Linked DNA regions of Homo sapiens: region 2 is linked to region 1. Evidence: chromatin loops called from intact Hi-C (ENCODE). Cell type or tissue: adrenal gland. All regions are shown on one strand. Each heading gives the region's core, and the rest is flanking DNA. Links, peaks and the distances in the headings are about the cores only. Region 1 overlaps GRIA1 (glutamate ionotropic receptor AMPA type subunit 1). Region 2 holds the start of GRIA1 (glutamate ionotropic receptor AMPA type subunit 1).

Region 1 (8,000 bases), core at 1-8,000:
TCTTTCTCCCCACTATTCCTCCAGGGGTTTCAATCTTGTGGTCCATAAACTGAATCTTCTGTCAGACAGGTTTTTGTTTAATCTGTACAGAATTTGGCAATGGTTACCCAAAACTGAGTGGTAGCTTCCCTCTTGAACAGGTCCGCGCATTCACGGTTCACCCCAGCCCCAACCTGACCTTCTTTGTTCCTGTGTTACTCAGCTGGCCCCAGAGGGTGTTTGAGTTTGTGACCTCTGGCTGCAAGAGGATTTTCAAACTATGCTTTCCGGACTTCTGAGGGTTCCACTAGGGTATCATAGGAGTTGACATTGAGGTGAAGAGGAGACTGAACAACATATCCAGCCTCCCTCCTCCCTGATTTTCATAAAACAACTCTACTCTATGCCTCTTTTTCATTAATAAAATGGAAATAATAGTTTCTACCTCAAATCTTGTTGGAAAGTTTAGAAGTATGTATAGATCCTATAACACAGTACCCAGCCTTCACACAGGAAGCGCTATAACTGGATGCTTTTTTTATTATGTTAATTGATTTTTTTTAACTTGGATTTTGTCTAAACTTCACTGGAAGAAACGATGCCACTGTTCACACTGATTTGAAAGCCTAATACCTTCTTCTAGAGAAGTCCATTAACAAAGCAGAAATAGCCAGTGGTTTATGCCAGAGACCAGCCACATCTGGATTCCTAAGACTCCTCCTCATAGGAACTGGGAGGAAGGGTTGGTGACTTTGGCTGAAAGGTCTGACAGACACAAGAGTGAACTGCCAAAGGAAGTTAGAACTTTGATCCACTTGAGATGGACTTTTTTTAATCAAGCCAACCTTGGTTAACCCCAGAGTTTAGGAGCCTGTAAAATCTCCCTTGAGAGAGTGAGAATGTATTAAAATGTTTCTTGGAAATATATGTAGAAGAGAAGAGACATATACTTCATCTTACCTTGAACCAGACAAAAACACAAGGATGCTAAGACAATGATCAAAGTTAGAGACTAAGAAGACAATGAAAAACATCAGTAGAAACTTTTGTTGTCATTGTTGTTTATATATTTCCTGATGAAGTCAGTAAGTTTCATGACCTTCTGATATGCACAGCACTATGTTAGACACTCTGGGTGCTGCAGTAGAAGGGGCTTTTAAAGCTGACATTCATCAAACATCCTTCCAAATGAGCTTCAATTAACTGATCTTGCTGCTTATTTAAAGAAAATGTCATAAACCCTTCCTAATTTAGTATTTGGGGAAATCAATTTCATCTGAATTGCATATATCTGCACTTATCCACAAGTAGCTTTAACTCTTTCTAATCTCTTCAAAGTTGATGTTAATGTCTAGTAACCAAAACCAACAAAATGTGGCTAAGTGTAATTGTCTGCAAATAACATCAAAACCTGACCATAGTAATATGGTAAAGACAAAGATAACCCAGTAAAGAGGGTTATCTTTCTCACATATAAGAAAAGTGGTAGCAGGTAGTGGCTTGTGGTGAAATCCAGATTGGCCATTCTGTAAATTATCTTGGCCTTTTCTTCTTGTTCATAAGATGGCGGTTCCCAAATATTGTGTCCATGTTCAAACAGCATGAAGGAAAAAAAGTGTTGCCTTCTATTTCTGTCTTTTTGGATCAGAAGAACAAAAGCTTAACAAAATACTCTCCACCCCACACAGATGTCTGCTTCTTTCTCATTGGTCAGGACAGTGGCCATGATTATTTCTAGTGGCAAGAGAGGCTGAGAAGGCAAGAATTTAGGTTTTCCAACCTCTAGAGTAGGCAGGGTAGGAATCGATATTGGGGGAATCAACTGGCAGTATTGGCCACTGTGCCTAAAATCAATGTTTTCTGCACTGGCACCAGGAATAGATAGAAATAATCCAGAATTAGCACAGTCAATGGTGTATGCCAGCGAATGCTACTGAAATGCTTTAAAGACTCCTCCACCCACCCTTTGAAATGTATATTCAATAAATTGGTTTTGTATAACCCATTTTAACAGTGAAAGTTAAAAATCACTTCAGCTATGATCACAGATTACAATTTATTTTTTTAATTAGGTTGATGGTGAGATTAAAAAGGGACCCATGAATTTACTTTTAAGCCTGCTTCTTGTTCAAAAAAAAAAAAACAACTTTTTTTTTTAACTCAGTCACCCCAGCTGGAGTGTAGTGGTGCAATCTCAGCTCACTGCAGCCTTGACCTTCTGGGCTCAAGCCATCCTCCTACCTCAGCCTCCTGAGTAGCTGGGACTACAGGCACAAGCCTCCACACCCAGCTAATTTTTGTATTTTTTGTATAGTTGAGGTTTCCCTATGCTGCCCAAGCTGGTCTTGAACCCCTGAACCCAAGTGATCTGCCTACCTTGGCCTCCTGAAGTGCTGGGATTGCAGACATGAGCCACTGTGCCCAGCCCAAAGACCTATTTTTAATAGATATTTTAGATTTTGAGGAGTATGTTAAAGAAGGAATAAAAATCATCACAGACAAAACTTATCTTTAGTACCTTCAACTTTCATTTCTGATCCATTTCCCCATGTGTGTGGTCAAGATCATTCATTTATTCAACAGATATTGCTAACTGCCTACGACATGCAGGGTATGGTTCTAAGTGCTGAGGATATGAAGATATATTGGTGATGGAGTGTGGAGGGCAGGAGCCTTTGCTTCAAGGAGCTGGCAGTATAGAGATATGAGAGACATTAAACAAATTATCGTGAATGTGTAAGTTGGGATGTGCTATGAATAAAATGAACCTGCTGTTGCAATAGATAATACAAGAAGTGGAATTAAACAAGCCTTACTTAGAGTGTTCTGAGAAGGTTTCTCTGAGGAGCTGATGGGTAAGAATGAGCTAGACTTGTATAAAGCTAAGAGACATAAATAGCCATATGCAAAGGTTCTCAGGTGAAAAGGAGTTTACTGCTCTCAAGGACTGGAGGAGTGACAAGTATGTCTGGCTTACAGTGAATCAAGAGAACGGAGGTTTGAGATAAGATTGGAGGAAGAAGCAGAGGCCTGCGCAGGGCCCTGTGGTCACATTTTAAATTTGATGTTTTATTTTAAATGCAATGGAAGACCATTGGAGGGTTTTAAGCAAGGGAAGGATTGATTTGCATGCTAAAATACCACTCTGGGGAGCTATGAGGAAAATGAATTGCGGCAGAGAAGAGTCCAGAGTGGAAGCAGAGGGACCAAACAAGAGTCTCTCATAGCCATCCTGAGGAAATTACAGTGATGGAAATTAGAATGATGGTCATCGACATGGATTTATGGTTCACTCTGAGACTAGAATTGACAGGACTTGCTGATGGATTGGATCTATGAGGATGAGGAGGGGGAGGAATCAAGGGTGAGTCCAAGAGGGAGGAAGCATTTGGAAAACAGGGAACCACAGTTCCAGGGACTATTAGCTCTGGGCAGGATCAATAGGATGCTCTAGTCTACCCACCCCATGTTACACATGAGGAAACTGAGGCCAGAGAGGGAGGGAAAGACATTTTATCTAAGATCACCCAGGCGATACCTATGGCTGATTGGTGCCCAGTCCAATGCTACCCTACTGTGTAGTCTCAGCCCAAGGCTCCATTGCCTTCAAATGAACTGAGAGTGAGCTTCTTCAGCTTATTACACCCATGGCCCCACTTTCCCAATGGCTTCTCCATGGCATCAATATTTTCCTGGGTTCAGGTGACCTTAGTAAGAGAATGAGAGGAGGTTAGAGGGTGCTAGGAGAATGGAGGAAAATGGGAAATTATGACTTTAGCTTTCAGAATTCTCTCTTTTATTCTTGATCATAGACTGAATTGGAATGTGTAATAATTGTCTCCACCTAGTGGAGATAATTACTCTCAGGAGAAGAAGTCTAAGGCGGGGGGAGTGATGGTGCTTTGGAGGTCTCCTGGAGCCTGATATCATAACCTCCTCCCTCCACTAATTTATTTATTTATTTATTTTTTCCAAGACCGAGTCTTGCTCTGTTGCCCAGAGCTGGAGTGCAATGGCATGATCTCGGTTCACTGTAACCTCCACCTCCCGGGTTCAAGCAATTCTCATGCCTCAGCCTCCCCAGTAGCTGGCATTACAGGCGTGTGCCACCATGCCCAGCTAATTGTTGTATTTTTAGTAGAGATGGGGTTTCACCATGTTGGCCAGGCTGGTCTTGAACTCCTGACCTTGCGATCTGCCCACCTCAGACTCCCAAAGTGCTGGGATTACAGGCATGAGCCACTGTGCCCAGCCTTGTTGAGGGCCTTTTAACTGACTCACGGTAGGAAGATGGTGGCCAATGAGGACAGCCCAAGCCAATAACCAACGATAGCCTGACCTTTGCATTCACATACAAGTTTCATAGTAACCAGTATGCCTTTGGCACTGAGAGTCTATGAGAAACCTTCCTCTTTCCCCTCTTTCCCCCTCCTGCTCTCTGTCCTCCCATCCCAGCAAGAGCTGTGCAAACCCATTTCTCTTGCTCTTCTTGATGTCACTGTAGTATTGTGGGGAAGAGAAAGAGCCTGAGAGTAAATATTGAGGCAAGTTGATGAAGGCAGCCTGAAATTGTCAAACATTTCTCATTTTGAAAATGCAAACGTCATTTAGGCCACAGGTTCATTTCTACAAGGAACAGTGTCACAAGGATGTGTCAAAAATGATGAGCAGGAAATGTGCGATAGCTAATCTGGGTCTTGGGACTAGGCATGGGGGTTTCTGCTGGGACCCTCTGCGTCAGAATTACCTGGGATGTTTGTCCAAATGCAGGTTCTCAGACTTCATTTCAGCTCTCTAGAATTTGAAACTCTGCAGTTGGAGAGAAAGTTCTACATGTTTCACAAGCCTCCCCACCCACTTCTGCCCCAGGGCTGATGGGATTAAAGTTTGGAAGTCATTGAACTAGGGTGCTGCCCAGAGAAGTCAGCTTAAAAGTACAGAAAGCAAGGCCCATATGGCAGCTAGAAATGATGCTGAGTCAACATTGAGTTTGATATTGAGTCAAAAGCCGTAAACATGGAGCCCAGGGTCCGCCAGCTCACTACCCTATAGTATGTTACATGCTGGGTGAGCGAGGCCCTTGGCACAGGAGTGTTGACTGTGGCCTTCAAAGCAGGGGCCTGGCTGTCCTGATGACCCTGCCTTCTGCAGGCCAAGCCAGCAAGAGGAACTTACCAAGGGTTTCACCAGCATATTTCACCTTGACAGTTTTTTCCTCTCCATTAGCAAGCAACACCAACACAAAGGGACTGGCCCAGGTGAGGTGATTCTGCAGTCATGGCAGGTGTGAAGTGTGCATGGACTGTGTGGGGGTGGCCCCCATCATGGGAGATAGGGTGTGGAACTCCAGATCAGTGGCTCCTACTTTTTCCATTTTAATCTTCTGCTACCTGATGGTGAGACCCAGAACCAGGTTCTGCTACTGAGCAGTTTTACAGACCTTTGAGAAGAAGAGTAGAAGTTTCACAAGCTCCAAAGGCAGCATGGAAATGTTAAAATGAGTGCAGTGACAGGAGAATAAAAGCCTTCACTGGATATGCAAATGAAACCATCATTTTCTGTGTCTCAGCCTGCAGTTCTGGCCATCAGCAAGGGGGAAGCATAATTGCTGTCTCTAGATTGTTCTGGAAGTTTATACTTTGAACATTTTAATTGACGGAGAGATTTGTTTTCTCCAAAATTACAATAGGAAAATTTTCAGAAAGTTTTTCACAGAGCTGAAAGGGATATTGAGGACCAATTATTCATTTATTTATTCATTAAGTGTTTCTTTAGCAACTGTTATTTAACAAACATTGTTCAAGGTACTGTGAGAGACATCACAGAACATAGCAGACAAAAGCTCCTACTCTCCTGGAGCTTGCATTCCAGAGAGAAGAGGCAGGCAATAAATAAAATAAAAATGTGATTAACATGGCCATCCCAATTCGATAGGCGAGGATTCTGGGTGACAGGGAGAGGAAGGGACATAGCCAAAATCACACAGATAATTAGTGTAGGTTCAATAGCATAGGAGTGGAAGTCAGCCGGGGGCTGTGGTGAACGGCACATGCATGTGTCAGCTAGAGAGGATAGCTCCCCCTCGGCTCTGGATAGTCATTGCCATGGGAACTCCATGCAGACCAAACAAAAGCATGCCTAGATTCAGCTTGTACGCCACCAGTTTGAGAGCCCTAAAAGAATGGTGAGGAATAAAACAGCCACCGTATGTACTTACTGCATTTAGACACACTTGGAATATCGTATTTATATATACATTTTTAAGGGAATTTTTCTCCTTTTCCCCTCCATTTTTGATTCCAAGCATGAAATCTGATTGCTGTATTTTTCTTTCCTTTCATACACTTTGGAAAATCCAGACCATAAATGGTGGCTGCACTAAAAGAAAGATGGTCCCTAAATTCCTGTATCCAGAGAAACCTATTTATGGCTAGCTACATCTTCGTAGGTTCTGCATTTTCCCAGAGACGACCTCTTGTTTTTCTTTTAAACCCTCACTGGATATATGGCATCTGTGACCAAGAAACCCAGTTGTTCACCTGCAAAGAAGTATTGAGCTCTAGACAGAAAAAAATGAAAGCATAACTAATTGAATTGACGAGGAAAGTATGCTGAAACCCCTATGGGGAGCCTGATGGTTTTGAATATGAGTTAGGTACCACCATCCAACCGTGGTGAATGAATCATTTTTGCTACACCACTTACATATGCTTTTACCTCTAGCTATGTCCAACGGAGATAATAGGTGAATTAAGTCCAAGACACCCAGCAGAAAATAAATGGTGTCAAGAACACTAATAGAAACCACAAACCTAGCTGATGACAGTCACTGTTTGCATCTAGTGGCTGAAGGAGAAACGGCCTCAAAATAAGGAGGCATATTGCCTGCTAAAGCAGAGTGGAGTCCCACCCAAAGGCAGAAGTAGGACCAGCTGTTGTCACAAGGGATGGAGGAGGTGGTAAAGGAATTTAAAAAGAAGCTCAATCTCAGCTACTACTAACCCACTGGATGAGTCACTTTCTCTCTGTGTGTCTCACTTTTTCCTCTGCAAAATGGAAGTAAGATGGTCTCTAGTATGTCCCTAGCTCCCCACCTAAGGCTCACCTCCTTATGATTCCCAGCTTAGCCAAGGCTCCAACCAAGCCAAGTTGTGCTTCATTCTGTCTCCCAGCTCCATGCTCCCATTATGCCTTTATTGTTCCCTCTGCTTGGAGTGACTTTTCCCACCTTTCCTGCTCAACTCCTTCCCCATTTGCAAATGTTGCCTTCTCACTCTCCCCCAACCAACTCCAATTACTCCTCTGAATCTGTGATTTATAGTCATAGTTATAAGCTTGAACTCTGCAGCAGGGCCGGCTGGGATTGAATTCTGACTCTACTACCTACTAGCTGTGTGAGCTTTAGAAAATAACTTTCCTACATCCAGTTTCCACTTCTGGAAAACAGGAAAAATAATAAGACCTACCTCAAATGAGATATTTTGAGGATTAAATGATGAGATTCATGGAAAACATTTGCCTTGCACGGGGGTGACACACTGTAAATGCTGTTGTTATTGCTGCTGTTGCCATTGTTGCTGTCACCTACACCTCTCTGAGGGCATCTTAAATCTTCAACCCTGCACTATAGTTACCATGTCTGTTTCTTATTGAGACTGGTAGACTCATTTCTACAACTTATTCAAAACCTGACATGAGGGGTTGTATGTTCTAAATACTCAACATATGTTTGTTGAATGTCCATCTTCACAATAGCTAAGGACTCTGTCCTGTTTTTCATTTAATCAAGAGAAAATCGGCTAATAGGGAGAATTTCCAGCTGTCACTAACTACCTGTGTAACACAGGGCAACTCAGTCCTGGTCCCTGAATGGATTTGGAGAAGAAGTGGGAAGAATTGGAGATAAAGAAATAAAAGGAACCAGAAAATAAAGTTACCTTGTCATCCTAATGTTGCCAGCTACCCCACTATTCAGGAAAGCTCTGATCTCTTTGCTGGAAAAATAGTAGCAAAAATTTCTT
Region 2 (8,969 bases), core at 970-8,969, 220 kb before region 1:
TAATTACCTAGTAATGCTGAGAGCTTATGAAAATGCTGTCATTTGTGTGAGGAGGGGAGGGAAGACTGAAAGAAGAAGAAGAAAAAAAAGCAGATAGAAAATGCTGTTAAACCTGGCAGAACTCCAGGGTGGGTAATTACATTCTTTGGGGTGTGTTCTCACCACACACACAGTCTGTGGATTATTTTGGAGCCTTCTGTATGAATTGTGCTAGAAAACATGAAAAAATATTATCATTATTATTTTTTAAAACATCTTTAAAAATAAGGCCTTTCTAAAGCCACAGAGGCACCCTCTCTCTGATTGCATTTTTGCCAGTTGGTTAGCTGTCAGCAATCTGTTCTTAGATCATAAATTTGATGGTCCCCCCACCCCCTTGAATTGCTTTACACTAGAAACCTAAAATGTTAAAGCCAGAAGAAACCTTGGTGAAACACCCATATTTTGCAGATGGAGAAACTAGTCCAAGAAGGGAAGGAACTTGCCAATACCACTATCACAGGTAATAGGAGGTAGAGGAGAGAATGGGCCTCCCCAGACCTGACATCTGTCCTTTCTCTCCCTTACCCCAGCCCCTGCTGTCAAATGGAGTTACAGAGTGTCAGAACCAGAAGGGTCTGTAGCCATCACCACATCTAATCTTGTCATTTAATAGATGAGGAAACAGTCTTGTAGAGGAAATGGACTTGGCCCCTAAATTGATACTGGGCATGAGAAGTGGTTGGACTCTTGTCTCCAGGATTCCACTGGCACTCCGTGGCCTGTCAGTCAGATCAAGCTCAGAGGCACTACTCTTACCCTACCCCTTTTTTCCCTAAGTCACTATATTCCATATCCCATATATGTGTGTGTATATATATATATATTCCATATTTCTACTTTTCCTTGAGAAAAGAATCTGAGGATCTAGCCACTCTAGGCCTACAATTCCTCATGGTAATAATCTGCTGCCTATTGAGTCCCTGTGGCCACCTTTAACAGGGCACAGTCTCTCTAGTTCCGTTTGTCTTCCCCATTCTCCCCAACTTGGCTCACTTCATTCATTTCCCTGCCTGGCTCAAGGAAGCATTTGCATTTGTAATCCCTGTCCAACACCATTCTCCTTGATTTGCGGTGTCAAAACAAAGCCAAAATAAGTAAATCTTAGACTGTTTTGGCTACATGGTAAGAGGACTTAAAGTATGCCAAAAATATGAGCTGGGATGGGTCATAATTAATTTGAGGAGTAGGTGCCATGCTGTCTCTAGAGCACAATTTGAGCAGCATTTGGAGGCTTTTCCAATGGGATGTCAGCCACCTGGAGTTCCTCCATTAGATACTTAACTGCTGGACTTTAATGAGCACCCATCTTCAGATATCCCACTTTAAAATATGAAAAGTCTTAAAAGATAATCAACTTAATTTTTCTTCAGTGTAATATAATGGGAGGGACGCTGCAGGGTCCTGGTGCCCAGTCCCTGGCATGCCAATCACTAGTCCCCTTAAGGAAGGTTTTTTGGCCTCAATGCTATTTATATTTGGAACCAGATAATTCTTTTTTGTGGGGTGGATGCTCTGTGAATTGTAGGATGTTTAGTGGCATCCCTGGCCTTCACCCATGAGATTCCAGGGGTACAATTCCATAATTGTGAGAACAAAAAACATCTCTGGACATTTTTGCCAAATATCCCCTGGGGGAGAAAATTGCTGTCAGTTGAGAACCACTGTCTTAAGCTAATCATGTAGCCACTTTGAAGACTTTGCCACTTTGGGAATGGCAAATAGGACTGGGGACTCTAAAGAGAGACAGCATGATGAGCTAATAAAGGATGACGTCAAATAAGTTATTTAGGGAAATGAAGCTGTTTGGTAGGTAGTTCTAACCTTTGAGGATGAGGAAATGAGAAAATCACCTTCTACCAGTGGTCAATCTTTTCTTTCTCATGCACATGCCCGCTATTGTAACTAGCATACTAAAAATGCCCCCATGGCTCATCATGGTCCACCAGGAATTCAGTGGGTTCCAAATCCTGACACTGACTTCCTCTAAGTTCCAAGTTCCCCAGTACACTCTTCCCAGTTATGCACTGCCGGCTCCAGGCTAACAGAGCACGTGGCATTCTTTCCTGCCCCCAGCCTTTGCTGGGGCTCTTTCCTTGGTTTGCATGTCCTTCCCAGTCCTCAGTTACTGCCTATAATCTCCTCATCCTTCACGGCTCAGTTCTTTTGAAGCCTTGCTGGATCCCCACAGACAGACACACTGATTGCATCCTTCTTTGCTCCCCCGCTGCTGTGTTTACATCTTTTAGAGCACTTGTCATGGTCTTTCTGGGTGACAGTTGTCCGGGTTCGTCTGTCTTCTTCTTCTGCCACATTCACCTGCCTTGAGGCAGAGACTGTGTCTGATTCCTCTTCATATTGCCCAGCACCTGGCACCCTGTGAGATACAGAATAGGTTCCCCACCAACATTTGAAATGAAGAGAATTATAAAGAAACATGGAATAAACATTGAACCTAATGTAGTTTGACCTAGATGCCTACACTTGAAATATGTAAGTTCTATATTTAATCAGTGAACAACTATGTATTTAATAGACCAAGGGGAGCTATTGACCATACTTGAGCAGGGCAATGACGTAGACCTCTGTTTTAGGAAGATCTGCTTGACTATATGATTTATAATGACCATGGAAAATTCATCTTTTTGACTCCCTTAAAAGTCCCCTCCCTACAAAGTATGCAAAACAAATCTTACCTAATGCAGGGGGACATTGAGGTTTTGCTTGTAAAGGGTCTAAAGAGCTTCCTCTAAAAGGTGATTGCAAGGTGTGAAGCCTTTAATGACAGCCTAATTATTATTATTACCAGGCACAAAGCTTAGGGAACCTAAAAGATCCCCAGGTACTATTCAAAGTAGTAAGATACAAAAACTGAAAATGGAGAAATTAAAAGATGGAATCATTAAATCAGAGACTCTTAATGTTGGCAGAGACCTTAGAAGTGATCTTTCCTGATTCTGTTCTCTCATCTTCCTATGCTGATGCTTATTCTTCCTTTAGAAGGTTCCTACCCAGTGCTTGCTGTTATTAGAGCCTAAGAGTTAAGAGCTGGGGCCTGATGGTGGCATTTACTGTGTTTAAATGCCCAATCTCTTTCATTAGCAGTGAAAACTTGGGGTGAGTTTTTAGACCTCTGTTTCTTCATCTATAAAATGGGCATGAGGCTACCTACACAGGTATTGTACAAATAAATGATGCAGGTGCATTTCTTAGCATGGTACCTGGCACATTCAAAATAGTGAATAAACATTAGCCTTAAAAATTATTTTAGCTAATTAATTAATATATGTGAAAGTGCATAGGAAATCACAAAGCATTTGACCTCCAAGTTGTTCCTATTTTGGGGCTTCATTGTACATGGTCAGATATTTTTTACAAATCCCAGTCCTTGTAGCTGTCACTCAAGTCCACATGATATACAGTCCTGGTGAGGGAAGTGAAGAGTCTGTGGATAAAATGGCCTATTCATATGGCAAAGCAAAATGGAGTCCAAAGTCTATTATTTCTTTCTTACTAAAGACAAAGTTGACTTTCCTTTTCCTGGATCATCTCCTGTTGGACAGGAGTCCTGGCCAGGGCAGTAAGTCAACTGGTAACGGCCAAAGCACTCAAGTTTGTAGGTTGTACTGTACATCTTAGTAGGTCTGTGTCTTTATGACTTAATCCCAGAAGTCTTATCTTTTTCATCTGTAAAACAGGGCTCATGGCCACTTTACAGGTTTGGAGTGAAGATAGATGGATAAAAATCTGTAAAGTTCCTTCAAAAACTGTATTCTGTGGCGGCTAGTGGCTGCTGCTTTGCATTTAACACTACTATCCTGAACACAGCTGATCTCTCTACAGGTTATTTCAGCAGAAGCCCTGGTCTAGGAGAGTCTATGAAGTTCCAGCTTACACCAGACATGACCAGCATCCAGAAAGACCTGAAAGAAGCTTGAATCCTCTCACTAGAATCCCTGCAAAATGACTCATGTAATTGCTCTGTGTAAGTATCCTTAGTCTTTATTGTACACCCACACGATTCTGATGCTATAGACTCCTGTGGAATGCAGGGAAAGAGAGAAGGGGGCCCATTTTAAATGCCTAGGATTGAAAAGAGACCACCGTTTCACTTGTAAAGGTAGACAGGGACTGTCAAATACCTGGTCAAAATACCTGCCAGTCACTCCAGATCCTCCCTTGTTTGTCTATCTGTCATTCCTTCCATTAGGAGAGAGAAAGCTTTTTTTTTTTTTTCCTTTAAATTTCCTAGGAGGGATTTCTAGGGTCTTTCCCTCAGGAATTAGTTGTAGGAATAATTGGGCCAGTGGAGTGCAGGAGATATATCCAGCGCAGCCCATGCACTCCTAGAAAAAGTGACCTAGATCAAGCAGCTGGTGGATTGAGGACTATTGTGGGGACCCCCTGCCACCTACTGACTTACAGCTGAACCCACATTCCCAGCAGCTTCAGCCTGGGGGCTGGGGGAGCGGGCAGACCGAGCTCAGAAAGGCAGGGGAGGGTAAAGAGGACTGTGGGGTTGCCCCTTTCAGGACCAAGTGCCACGTGTCACACACCCCCACCTCCACCTTTCTGCACACACAGAAAGGAGGATAAGGTGAGGATGGGAGGAAGGGGGAACAGGTAGGGAGGTCGGCTGTGGAACTCCAAGCTAGCTCGGTGGGTATTAGCATAGAGCTTGCTGCCTGTGTGAGTGTGAGGGGGAGAGCGAGAGAGAGCAAGGGAGGGAGAGAGAGGCAGGCTGCGAGGGGAGAGGAGAGGGAGTGGGGGAGCCAGCGCTCCAGCTAGCATGAGGACGGGCTTCTTTTCCCGTGCTCAGTTAATCTGGCTGTCAGTTGGTGTTAACGCTGCAGTTTAAGTGTTCGGATTCCAAGGGAAACAGACAAACCTCACGAAAGGAAGGAAGCAAGCAAGCAAGGAAGGAACTGCAGGAGGAAAAGAACAGGCAGAACAGCGAGAAGAATAAAGGGAAAGGGGGGGAAACACCAAATCTATGATTGGACCTGGGCTTCTTTTTCGCCAATGCAAAAAGGAATATGCAGCACATTTTTGCCTTCTTCTGCACCGGTTTCCTAGGCGCGGTAGTAGGTGCCAATTTCCCCAACAATATCCAGATCGGTGAGTGAGGGGGCAGCCTGGGGAGGGACTTTCTGGGTCTGGCCAGGGATTTTTTTGGGGATAGGGGTTGTGTACCCCCTCCCCGGTACTGACTGTTTTGCTTGGCTCCCTAAAGCTGTGCTGCGGTAACAGAAGGGAGACTTGGGCTTACAGCCAGAGGAGGGGGCTTCTCCTGATCGGATGAGGGGCAGAGGGGAAGTGTTCACACACGCACACATACCCTACTCGCACTCCAGGCAAGAGCATGTGAAATGGAGGAACCATCGCTTTGGAGGAAAAAAAAAATCAGGCTGGAAAGGGTGGTGGGTGTTTAAGGAGTTAACTCTATTGCTTGGTAGATGGTGCTTGATTCCATTTTTAATGTAAGTATGTATGGTGTGTGTGTTTTCACGTGTGTGATTATATATTACATATGCACATATATATGTAATTGAAGGAGGCAGTGCTTTCTCTGCTGGGGGACAGAAAAGAGACCCTCGAGAAGAAGGAGTGAGGGGTGCTGGGTATATTGCAGCCACTGAAATAATGCCAGAAGGCCCCCACTCCAAGGCGGGTAGGCTCCCTCTCCTGTTCTGGACTCCTCCAGCTGCCTTCTCTTTGCTGTCTGCCATGCTGCGCTGGTGGTCTCCACTCCCCCGATCCTGGAACTTCCTCGCCTGCCTTTTCTCCGTTCCTTCCTTGCCCCCTCCTCTTAGATTTCCTATCCACAGAGGTCTACCTTTTACACACACAAACACACACACGTACACATGCTCCTTTCTCCTCCTGTTGGCTCTCCATTATCCTTGTTACTGGGCTCCATCCTCTCAACTTGGAGGCAGGTTTCAACATGCTGCATGCTTTTTTTGTTCCCCATTTCCCCTTCTTAGTTGTTACACTTCTCAAAGGCCCCGCCACCCTCCCTGTATTTCTGAGGGGACTGACAGATATTGCTACTCCTGATAATCATGAGGGAAAGCAAAACAAACAGAAGCAATAACACCAATCACAAAGCATGTCCACAAGGGCTTGGGGCTTCCGTGTGACCAGCATGTCAGTGTCGTTTGTGTCCCGGAATGAAGCAAGCTGCTGTGTTTGGAAGCATCTTCGTTGGTTTGGTTTCTAGTCTCTCTCCCCTGGTAGGGAGATAGCTCCACTAGGGAAAGTTCGCATTGCTGGGAGTTTGTGCTCTTTTGTGAGTGTGTGTTTGAGGGGGGATGTGGTGCAATTGATATTTTGTCGGGCATACATGTGCTGCAGTACCCATCTCTTTCAGCCTCTCCAGCTAGCTGGCGGCTTGGAGTGGCCATGGAGTAACTTGCTTTGTTTCCTGACACCTGTTAAGCTACATCCTGAAGTGTGTACGTATCTGTGTGTTAGTGCCTAACACGCAAAACTTCCTGCCTTCAGGGGAGACACTTCCCTTGTAGCCCAGCCCGTAGCCTTCTACTCCTCAACCTCCCATCCTTTCTCTTTCATTCATTGCAGAGGAGGAGAAAGGGGACAGGGAAGTGTTTGGGGTGTGGTCATCTGGGGGGAAGGGGGAGCATCATAATCAAGAATTTTTTTTGTTTTCATTCTTTAAAATGGGAGCACTTGTACATGTGGAAATCACTGGCTCTTACATGTGGCATTGTTTACATTTGTGCTTATATACTACCTATCCTTTGTGGCTTGGAAGTGTTTGTCTAGTATATTTGTGTATATAGTAAATGGTATAAATGCATGAGGATGTTTCATGTATGTGCTATGTTTTCTCATGTATCTCTGCATATTTTTAAAATTATATTTAGCCCTAACTTGGTTGTTCAACTGATAAAGCCATTGCTACTGTTTTCAAAAAAAAAAGAGATTGAAGCATTAAATTGTAGAACAAAATGCTGAAAATATCACTGCCATCAGGTAGTACTTGATTCTATTTGTGTGATCTGTAACAAAAGGCTTGCAATCCATTTATTGGTTCTTAAAAACAGACACCCACTCTACAAGAAGTTAGAAGTGCATTATGTTTGGACTGTGATTACTGTCAGATTTGAGATAAACTTCTATGTAAACATCATTATAGTTCAGTCTCTAGAAATGGCTGATTTTAATTCACAGAAATGTAATTGATTTACATGTTGACAGTAAATACAAAGGTAAGCCATGGACTCTTGTTTCTCGGAACAGGCATCCCATCAGGCACCTTTACTATACCTTTTACTAGAATAGAATGTTTGTATCCTCTTGAGATGCCTAAGATCCCACATCTTTGAAGCACAAGGTTCCACCATGCAAACACACAATGGCAATCCCTTATGTAACAAGTCATTCCTAGGTAACTGGGATCATGTGTGGTGAAAGAGTAAGCAAAACATTGTTTGCAGAAAAGCAAGAGTTTTTAGAGAAAATGAATAATAAACCTTAGGGGCAATAGAATAGTTAAATTGCATGCAGGTCTTGCTAGGCCAAAGACTAAAAACTGTCCATGTAAACAGTTATAGTAGTGGAGAAGCCCACAGGGTCCCAGAGCTAGATTTCAATCACCCTGCAGCACTGATTAGTACCTACTTCCCGTAAGGCTCTCTGGTGAGAGATGAGGCTGATGTAAGAAAAATTAGACATGACTAGAGGGTGAGGGGGCTTATGTGTATGTTTATATAAGAGAATAGCAGCTCCTAGGTGGTTTGCACAAGGGAGGAAGAAGAGAAATGGCACAAGTCTCCTGTTTTCTCTGACTTTAGCTGAGTTGAGGGGTACACAATCAAATGTTTGAGCAAAGTAATAGATATTAGAGGCCCATGTCACAAAAAAGCTCATCTGTAGGAGTTTAAGTTTCAGTGTCCAGTTAAGCCTATTTGAACTCTCATCTCTACCACTCAAGGCTACAGCTAGTGAGTTTGGCATGGGGAGAAGAAAAGGACTCATCTGGAGTGAGTCGTGAGGAACTAAAACCTGTCTCTAGCCCATATACCATGTTGCATTTTCTTTTCTCATAGGGGGATTATTTCCAAACCAGCAGTCACAGGAACATGCTGCTTTTAGATTTGCTTTGTCGCAACTCACAGAGCCCCCGAAGCTGCTCCCCCAGATTGATATTGTGAACATCAGCGACAGCTTTGAGATGACCTATAGATGTAAGTAATTGCTTCTATTTCTGAGATGTCTTTCTGCGCTAGACCAATGAAAGGAGGGCCTGTGGGTAGGTGGTGGTGTTGCAAAAATGACTTCAGTTGCCATTCGTCTTTGTAAGAGAAAGCCCTCCAAGAAAAATTTCTAGAGGCTTCTGAGTGATTCCAGCAGTTGGCATTTTAGCCCCTGCAATGCTTCATGTAATGGATTTGCTTTTTCACTGTCAGCTAACTTTAATGCCAGCACGATGGGTGCTTGGGTTGACTGCATCTTCCCTACCTTGCAGAGGTTTTCTGGCACAGCTGAGAGAGTTTTACACATACGAATCTTCTGAGAGGCATAGAATTAAGGGTCCTGAGTTTGTGAAAATGTGGTTTAAAGTGCTTAAGGCATTTCCTATCTACATGTTAAATGGACAGAATGTAGCTTGATAAGAAATAATAGCTGAGAAGTTGTACACATCTGGTTCTTCATTTTCGGAAGTGACCAATAATTAAAACTTGGTGCCTTGGTCATTTTAAAAATAGCTTGAGGAAATTGGTTGTTTAAGGCACAGTTTGTAGGATGGTCATTGAGCATCAAACAGAACAAAGGTGGCCTCAAGAAGAAGGGATAGATAAATCTCTGACATCTGAATTGAATGCATTGTAAAATGTGGGCAACAAACACCATTCTGAGTTTTCCTGGCAACTAGGAATGAAAAGGAAGCCTGTGCTCACATG

Evidence for each region. A loop is a pair of places that touch in the nucleus more often than their neighbours do. Peaks named below come from ENCODE experiments on the same cell type or tissue, not always from the same donor. Only the 100,000 strongest peaks of a DNase experiment are listed, where the experiment ranks them.
Region 2: a loop joins it to region 1, with 5 times the contacts of the local background. A loop is called at or near these places in 42 of 110 quality-filtered maps.

Annotation. Positions count from the first base shown.
Region 1 is chr5:153,708,117-153,716,116 of GRCh38, forward strand. The region is part of intron 11 of GRIA1 (glutamate ionotropic receptor AMPA type subunit 1); the gene reads left to right. Among named protein-coding and RNA genes, the nearest start is that of LINC01861, 190 kb to the right of the region's middle. In adrenal gland, for the core only: CTCF peaks have their summits at 3,831 (motif pointing left) and 4,031; no DNase peak of the experiment used is centred there.
Region 2 is chr5:153,485,814-153,494,782 of GRCh38, forward strand. GRIA1 (glutamate ionotropic receptor AMPA type subunit 1) reads left to right here and starts at 4,857. Exons shown (of 16, transcript NM_000827.4): 1 at 4,857-5,157; 2 at 8,115-8,252. The coding sequence starts at 5,076. In adrenal gland, for the core only: no CTCF peak of the experiment used is centred there; a DNase peak (open chromatin) is centred at 4,782.